Linked DNA regions of Homo sapiens: regions 2 and 3 are each linked to region 1. The links are chromatin loops, found by intact Hi-C in ENCODE. Cell type or tissue: endothelial cell of umbilical vein. All regions are shown on one strand. Region 1 overlaps CLNK (cytokine dependent hematopoietic cell linker). Region 2 has its middle 7.1 kb from the start of WDR1. Region 3 overlaps LINC02360 (long intergenic non-protein coding RNA 2360).

What was found. Hi-C counts contacts between places; a loop is a spot of excess contacts. Peaks named below come from ENCODE experiments on the same cell type or tissue, not always from the same donor. Only the 100,000 strongest peaks of a DNase experiment are listed, where the experiment ranks them.
Region 2: it touches region 1 in a loop (4-fold over the local background); 1 of 110 quality-filtered maps calls a loop at or near these places.
Region 3: it touches region 1 in a loop (2.9-fold over the local background); 1 of 110 quality-filtered maps calls a loop at or near these places.

The regions. Positions count from the first base shown.
Region 1 is chr4:10,654,678-10,657,177 of GRCh38, forward strand. The region is part of intron 2 of CLNK (cytokine dependent hematopoietic cell linker); the gene reads right to left. Among named protein-coding and RNA genes, the nearest start is that of CLNK, 29 kb to the right of the region's middle. In endothelial cell of umbilical vein, no CTCF peak of the experiment used is centred here; a DNase peak (open chromatin) is centred at 1,514; H3K27ac peaks cover 1,907 bases.
Region 2 is chr4:10,122,671-10,125,170 of GRCh38, forward strand. No RefSeq gene overlaps it. Among named protein-coding and RNA genes, the nearest start is that of WDR1, 7.1 kb to the left of the region's middle. RefSeq lists enhancers at 84-584, 585-1,085. In endothelial cell of umbilical vein, no CTCF peak of the experiment used is centred here; a DNase peak (open chromatin) is centred at 1,091; H3K27ac peaks cover 1,706 bases.
Region 3 is chr4:11,747,143-11,749,642 of GRCh38, forward strand. The region is part of intron 1 of LINC02360 (long intergenic non-protein coding RNA 2360); the gene reads right to left. The region is part of intron 2 of LOC107986178 (a long non-coding RNA gene); the gene reads left to right. Among named protein-coding and RNA genes, the nearest start is that of LINC02360, 21 kb to the right of the region's middle. In endothelial cell of umbilical vein, no CTCF peak of the experiment used is centred here; DNase peaks (open chromatin) are centred at 139 and 1,239; H3K27ac peaks cover 1,883 bases.

The DNA of each region.
Region 1 (2,500 bases):
CGAATTGATAAAACTTTTAGGAAGCCTGTTGTCTGCATCCCATCAAAAATATACACTACCAACAGACATGAAAATATGAAATGTTGATATCTTAGCATTTACAATATCATTAAAATAAGTAAAATGTCTAAAAATGATTTCTCGGCCAGGCGTGGTGGCTCATGCCTGTAATCCCAGCGCTTTGGGAGGCCGAGGCGGGCGGATCACTAGGTCAGGAGATCGAGATCATCCTGGCTAACACAGGTGAAATCTGTCTCTACTAAAAATATAAAAAATTAGCTGGGCGCGGTGGCAGCGCCTGTAGTCCCACCTACTAGGGAGGCTGAGGCAGGAGAATGGCGTGAATCCAGGAGGCTGATCTTGCAGTGAGCCGAGATCACACCACTGCACTCCAGTCTGGGTGACAGAACGAGACACCGACTCGAAAAAAAAAAAAAAAAAAAAGGATTTCTCAAAAAGATGTTAAGGTCTGGTCTTTTGGAAAGAAAATTATGAAACATTGTGGCATTATGTTGAAGAAGTTCTCTCTGTCTCTTGGTCTCTCTAGAGATATATAACATGTTCGTGAACTAGAGAACCCAACGTCATAAAGATGTCATTTATCTTCTAAGTTATCTGTAGATTTCAAAGTAATTCCGGCCTAAAACCCCCAAAGACAGAGAGAGAGAGAGAGAGAGAGAGAGAGAGAGAGAGAGAGAAAGCGAGAGAGTGTGTGTGTGTATCCTATATTTACATGAAAGAGCAGACATTCAAGAGCCAACGTCCTGCTGAAGTGCTAGCTGGGGAATATAAATTCCAAGATATCATGAGCTACAACAAAGTTATACTAATTAGGACATGTGCATTGACATGGGGCTGATAATGTATCATGGCAAAGAAAACCTAGAAAAGATCTACCTAATAAAACTTGGTTTACGACAGAGCTGGCATTGCAGATGAGTGGAGGAGGGATAGATAGCATTTTTTTTTTTTTTTTTTTTTTTTTTTTTTGAGACAGAGTCTTGCCCTGTTGCCCAGGCTGGAGTGCAGTGGTGCGATCTCGGCTCACTGCAAGCTCAGCCTCCCGGGTTCACGCCATTCTCCTGCCTCAGCCTCCTGAGTAGCTCGGACTACAGGCACCCACCACCACGCCCAGCTAGTTTTTTGTATTTTTAGTAGAGATGGGGTTTCACCGTGTTAGCCAGGATGATCTCGATCTCCTGACCTCGTGATCTGCCCGCTTTGGCCTCCCAAAGTGCTGGGATTACAGGCGTGAGCCACTGCGCCCGGCCGATAGCATTTTTAATATATAGAGCCGGGTAAATTGTTTATCCATGCGAAAAAGAAAAAGAGAGAAAGAAAAGATCCCCAAACTCCTCCACACTATACACAAATTAATCAATTGCAGGCTATTAAAGATTTAAAAGTGAAAGGCAGATTTTGTGATGTTTGGAATTCAACGTAGGAAGCTATGATCTCATGTTAAGTTTCTTTAAACAATACACAAAATGAATGAATCATAAGGAAAAGTTCGCTATGACTCATTGACCTGAAATTACGGTCACCAAAAGGAAATATCAAAAGAGAATAACAACTCAAGTCACAAAATGAGAAAAGTGTGCAGAATAAATAAATAATGCATACAAATCAATATGAAAACGACAAATGCCTGACCAAAAAAAAAAAAAAAAAAAAATCTTTTGCCTGGCAAAAGATTTGACAAGCATTGTGTGCAGACGAGAAAAGCTTAATGGCTAATAAATATCTGAAAGGATGCTTAGCTACACCATAGTCAACAAAATACAGATTAAAGCTATACTATAGTCAAAAAATACAGATTAAAATCACCCACTGGTTTCGTAAAAATTAAAACTGCCAGTATGGAAGGACTGGCATGACTTTGTCCAAAGTCATGAAGTAACTGGGTCACATAGGCACACTTGTGGGTAGAAAGCATAAAATGACCTGGCTGCTTTGGTAATTGTGACATCGCCTAGTAAAATCAGAGGTGTGCATACGCTGAGTCTCAGAAATTTCAGTCCTAGGAATATACCTTCTGTACAGATACTCCTGAATCTATGCTTTAGGACATGTAAACTGGATTGTTCTTAACAGCACTTGTATTAGCAATATTTAGGAAACAACTCAAGTGTCTATTGACTGGAGAGTGTATAAATAAATGGTATTATATGCACATAAAAATATTATATTTCCATAAAATGGAAATAAATATGGCTATCCACAATAGCATGGATTATCTTTGGAATGTACATTGGGGCAGTCATAAAACAGACTATAGAACAATCAGAACTAAGATTTACATAGCTCACATTATGTTCTAGATGCTGTTTTAAATGTCTTATACAAATTAGCTCATTTAATTCTCACAAGAATACTACAAAGTACACACTATTATTATTTTAATTTTGCAGATGACAAAACAGGTACTGAGACTTCTTAACTTTCTCAAGAACTCATAGCTCGTAACTGGTAGAACCAGTTATCAAAACTCGGCAGTCTG
Region 2 (2,500 bases), 530 kb before region 1:
GAACGTTTACTTACCCTCATACTTGCAAGCACTTCGTGTGAGCTAGATGCTGGGTTTGTGGGCCCTTGCCCTTCATCTTACATCAGGGAAGGGAACTTGGGTTGGAACTTTGCCGAGTTGAAAAGCAAGTGATGCAACCAGGAGTTAAACAGGTTGGGTCTACAGAGTCTAAACTGTCCTTTACACGTGAAAGGGCTGAAATGGATAGATCAGATATGGAAGTTTTAATTGTGCCCCTAAATAACCAACTTTTCCAGTGAAGGTAGAATCTTAGCATGCTCTCACCCAAGTTCAAGGATAGCGTCAGTCGCTCTCCAGTTGAAAGCTTTGTCTTTGGGTAACTACTTACCGTCCTAGGGTTTCTGCCTTTTCCTTCTGACTCAGTCCACAGTGCCTGGGTCTTTGCTGGCCTCCAGTTGTGTGGTCAGAGCTAACGTGTTTGGCTGTTGAGCACCGGTGTCTGGCTTGTTTTGTGCCCACAGTGCAGGGGCTTGGCTACGTGGTCACTGGGCATCCTGTGGTGCTGTGGGGGTCTGGTCTGAGGGCTGTGCCAGTGCCTGTTGCTGATATGGAGATTCCGGTCATGAGGCTGTTCGCTGCAGCGAGTCTCCTTGTACAGACCCTGTGGTGTGGCCTTCTTGCCCATTGGCCTGAGGGCTTGGGTCCTTCCTCTGCTCCATGAGCATAGAAACTCTAGATCTCAACACCCTGTGTTTGAGTGTTCAAGACTGTTAAACAGAACTGGATCCCAGCCCTCTTTTCCAGGAGTGCTGAGGATCTTTGAGCCCTGACACAGCCACAAATCCATCACAGCTCCTGCCAGCACCTCCCAATGCTGCCCCTGGTTCCTTGGCGGTGGCCTCCGGCCATTTCCAAACACTTCTGCTATTAGCTGCCTTTATAGTCGGCTTCCCTCAACACGTGGACCAAAGGGTCAGCTTTTCTGCCAAACAGGATGGACATAGATTGTTAGTGGAGGAGGGCTCTTGTATTTGTTGCCATGGAGACAGTGACCAGCTGGATGCCCTGCCTCTCCGTTCGCATGCCTCCCTGTGGGGGAGGGGGGGAATCGCACTGCGGATGGGCCTAGGGAACTTGGACATGTGTCATTCAGCCCTTTGCTCCTTTGACTCAGGCTCTGCCTGCCTGTGGTAAACAGGTGCTCTGATCTGCTCCCTCCAAGTGGGTGGTGTTTCTGGGTAGACATTGCCCATCCCAGCAGTGGGGATCTGGTAGTTGAGATCTGCATGTGGCTGGGAAGCTGTACTGCTCTGCTAGGGCTGGCATAACAAACTGCTATGAACTTGGTGGTTTCAACGGAAATTCTTTTCTGGAAGCCAGGAAATCTGAGATCAAGAGGTGGGGTGTGGTTGGCTCCTTGCCAGGCTGTGAAGACTGTTTCAGGCCTCTAGCTTCTGATGGTCTGCTGGCATCTCTGCTCCTTGGCCTGTGGGACCACCACCCCATCCCTGTTTTCATCCTTAATGTCTTCTCCCTGTGCCTGTTTCCGCTTCCCTGTTTAAAGGACACTGGTCCTATGGGAGTAGGGCCCACTTTGAGTTTTACTTCATCTTAATTGCAGCAGCAGGCCACCCTGTCTCTAAACAAGGTCACACACTGAGAAAATACTTCACTGTAGGGGCTGAGTTTCATCTATATTGAAGGTAGGGCTTGCCCTGTCATCCTCCCACCCGTAAAGCCCCAACCACCAGCCTCTCAGCGCCTTGGGGACAAGGCAGAGGCGGTTGAGTTGCGGTGACCCACCTTGTTGACAGTGGCAGTGGTCACACTGTAAAGTGTTGCCACCCATTCTGGGGCACCAGCCCTTGGGGAAACTGGACTTAAGGCACAACCTGGATCAAGAGGCTAGGTGCCTGCACTATATCTGCCTGGCAAAGGAATCACTGAGGAAGTGACTGAAAAGTGCTTCCCTATCTCTGACCCTGGTTTTGGCTTTCATCCTAAAATGCTCTAATGAAGCGGCCTAAAACACATGGCTGCCTTAGAAAACAACCACTGGAGCATTTGAGGAGTTGGCATCTCCCCCGCCTTTGGGGACCGTGGGACCAGTTTCTTAGCTCGGCTGCTGTGGCCATAAAAGTACTCCTGCTTCTAGGCATGACCCGGAGGATGGTGGTGGCCACAAAGCAACCAGGAGTGGGTGCTGTCTCAATGTCCCTGGCTTGGGCCCTAGGTCTAGACAAGGACCTCGGTCCACTTTGTTCCGGTCTGGGAGGGTTCCAGTCATTCCCGATGGCATTGCTGGGATTGGACAGGAAGTCCCTACCATACACAGGCAACTCAGGTTCATGTAGAAGGAGGCTCCTCAATAAGGGAAAACATCAAAGGGGGAAGTTTTAGATGAATGAGCTCAGACTCCGATGAAGCTGATAGACCGAGTAGCTCGACACATTCTGGAATATCTGGCAACTGGCATGGACTCCGTAAAAGGATTTTAATTTTTGTCTGCTTTTCGAGGTACATTTAGGCACAGCTGTTA
Region 3 (2,500 bases), 1.1 Mb after region 1:
CTAGCAAAGAATCAAAACTTTGACCTGGCACTGAAAACTATTATCACACAAGTGAATATTTCCTTTTTGGTTTGCAGAACATAACTACTAACTTTTCTTCATTTAATTTTCACCAACTAAAATAGGGGTTAGTGACAGCAAGTATGAGGGAATCTAATGCTCTCCTGAGTCTTTCAGATGCTGAAATGCACATTTTCCCCATTACAACACCAGGTTCTCTAAGATGAAATTATGTTCTCAAATTGTATGAAATGGTTTAAGGGAAAATACATCTTGCTAGACCTGGAGAAGTCTTTGAGTTTCATTACAAGTTGAACTAGGAAACTCTGAGACCAACCCTTACCTCCGAAGAACGAAAAGTTATTTGACCTTGAACTAAATATTTCCTTTCACTGAGTCTCAGTTTCCTTACCAAGGACTCAACAGTAATTATCTGAGAACGACCAGATTGTAGGTATGTTGTTTGCTGGACATACCTACTTGGTTACAGAAGTATACCCAGCTCAGCCATTATAACCCATAAGCAGCCATAGGCCATACATAAGTGAATGAGGGTGGCCATAATCTAATAAAACTTTATTTATAAAAACAGATGGCAGACTGGGTTTGGTCTTTGGACTACAGTTTGCCATTTGCCAACCGTCTTTAAGGGGAAAATATCTACTGCACAAACTTGTTCTTAGAATGTTATTAACTAAAATACGTGAATCAAGATATATGAAGTAAATGATAGAAGGTCTGACGTTAAAAATGACAACTAATTTCTTACATTTTCTCTCAACATTTTTCTCCCAACTCACTCCATTGAGATCCCCTACAAAATGGCATGCATTGGCTGACATTTCATACCTGTAGCAATTCTTCCTTTGTTTCCTTGTTATTTTACTACTTTGGGAGGCAAAGTTAGAGAACTGAGAATATTAAGTTTTTAAAGCATGAAGCTTTGAACAAATTTGAGCTCTATTCAATATGTGTGTGTGTTTAAAGCATGAAGCTTTGAATTTGAGCTCTATTCAATGTGTGTGTGCGTGTGTGTGTGTGTGTGTGTTTAACATTTATTCCTTTTAAAATGGAACTTAAAACAGCCCTTTTAGTGAAATTCACAACACATAAAGAAGCCTGTGATTTAGGCCAAAGTTCCAGTTAACAGCTGTGGGTCTTTGTTTAACTGACAATAATAATGAGGAATCCGCCTCGCAGGCATTTATTATTTTAAGCTTGACCTCGTGTGCTTACATTTTATGTCCGTCCCTGCCAGCCTCTATGAGTGAGTCACTAGAACAGCCCCTTCATTTTTCTGAATCAGTGTATTGTCTTCAGAGCTTGCCTTCCTGACTTCAGTTTTTCAATTGCTTTCTTTTCAAATTATCTTACACACCTCTTTTTTCCCCCAAGTATCTTTAGAGTATTAATGCAAAAGACAGATTACTCAGAAACGCTAAAATATAGTAGATTGAAGTTAAAACACACTAAGTTTGCAGTCAACTGGTTCCAATTCTACGTCTGACTGTATTACTGATTACCTACATGTCCTTAAATGAAACACTTTGCCAGGATGACTCTTAGACTTCTCATCTATGAAATTGAGATGAAAATTGTTATTCTTCCTACCATCCTGCATTTCCTGTGTGAATAAAATGAACACTAGCTATGAACACAAAACACTATTAAATTTCTCTTTTTTTCCCTGATTATAATTATTGCTAAAATCACCAAAAAAGCTATAATTTAAATAACACTTAGTGTGGACCTGGAAGTATACGAATCATTGTGCATAAATTAACTTAGCTAAAATTCATAACTAATGTATCAGGTAAATATTTTTCCTCCCATCTTACAGAGGAAAAATCTACGAAGTCTAATGGTGAAGTGATATGGCCAAGTCTCACTGTAACTAAATGAATTGGAGTTGAAACTCTGAAATATTAGACTCCAAAGTTCTTTATCTTAATCAAAATGAAACTTAAACTGAACGTAAAACTTTACATTTTTAATTGACTCTTACAATATTTTAAAGTTTAAATTTAAAAATAATTATGTAAAAGATATGTTTTCTCTTTAACATTTTTATTCTAAAAAATTAAATAAGCATAAACACATTATTTACAAAGAATTCTTTTCTCCTCTTGCAATCTTTTACATTTTATTGTTAGTTTTTATTGGATATTTACAAATAATATTTGAATATTAAGTACAAAGTGATGTATGATACATGTATACAATTTGGAAAGATTAAATCAAGCTAATTAACATACCTATTACCTCAAATACTTATCATTTATTTTTCCTGTCTAACTGTTGTACACTTGGACCAACAGCTCCTCATTTCCACTACTCTCTAGTCTCAAGTAACTATCATTATGCTGTCTGCTTGTATGTGTTTGATTTTTTTATGTTCTACATGTAAGTGAGAATATGTGGTGTCTGTTTTTCTGTGTCTGGCTTATTTCACTTAGCATAATGCCTTCCAAGTTCATCCATGTTGTCACAAATGACATAA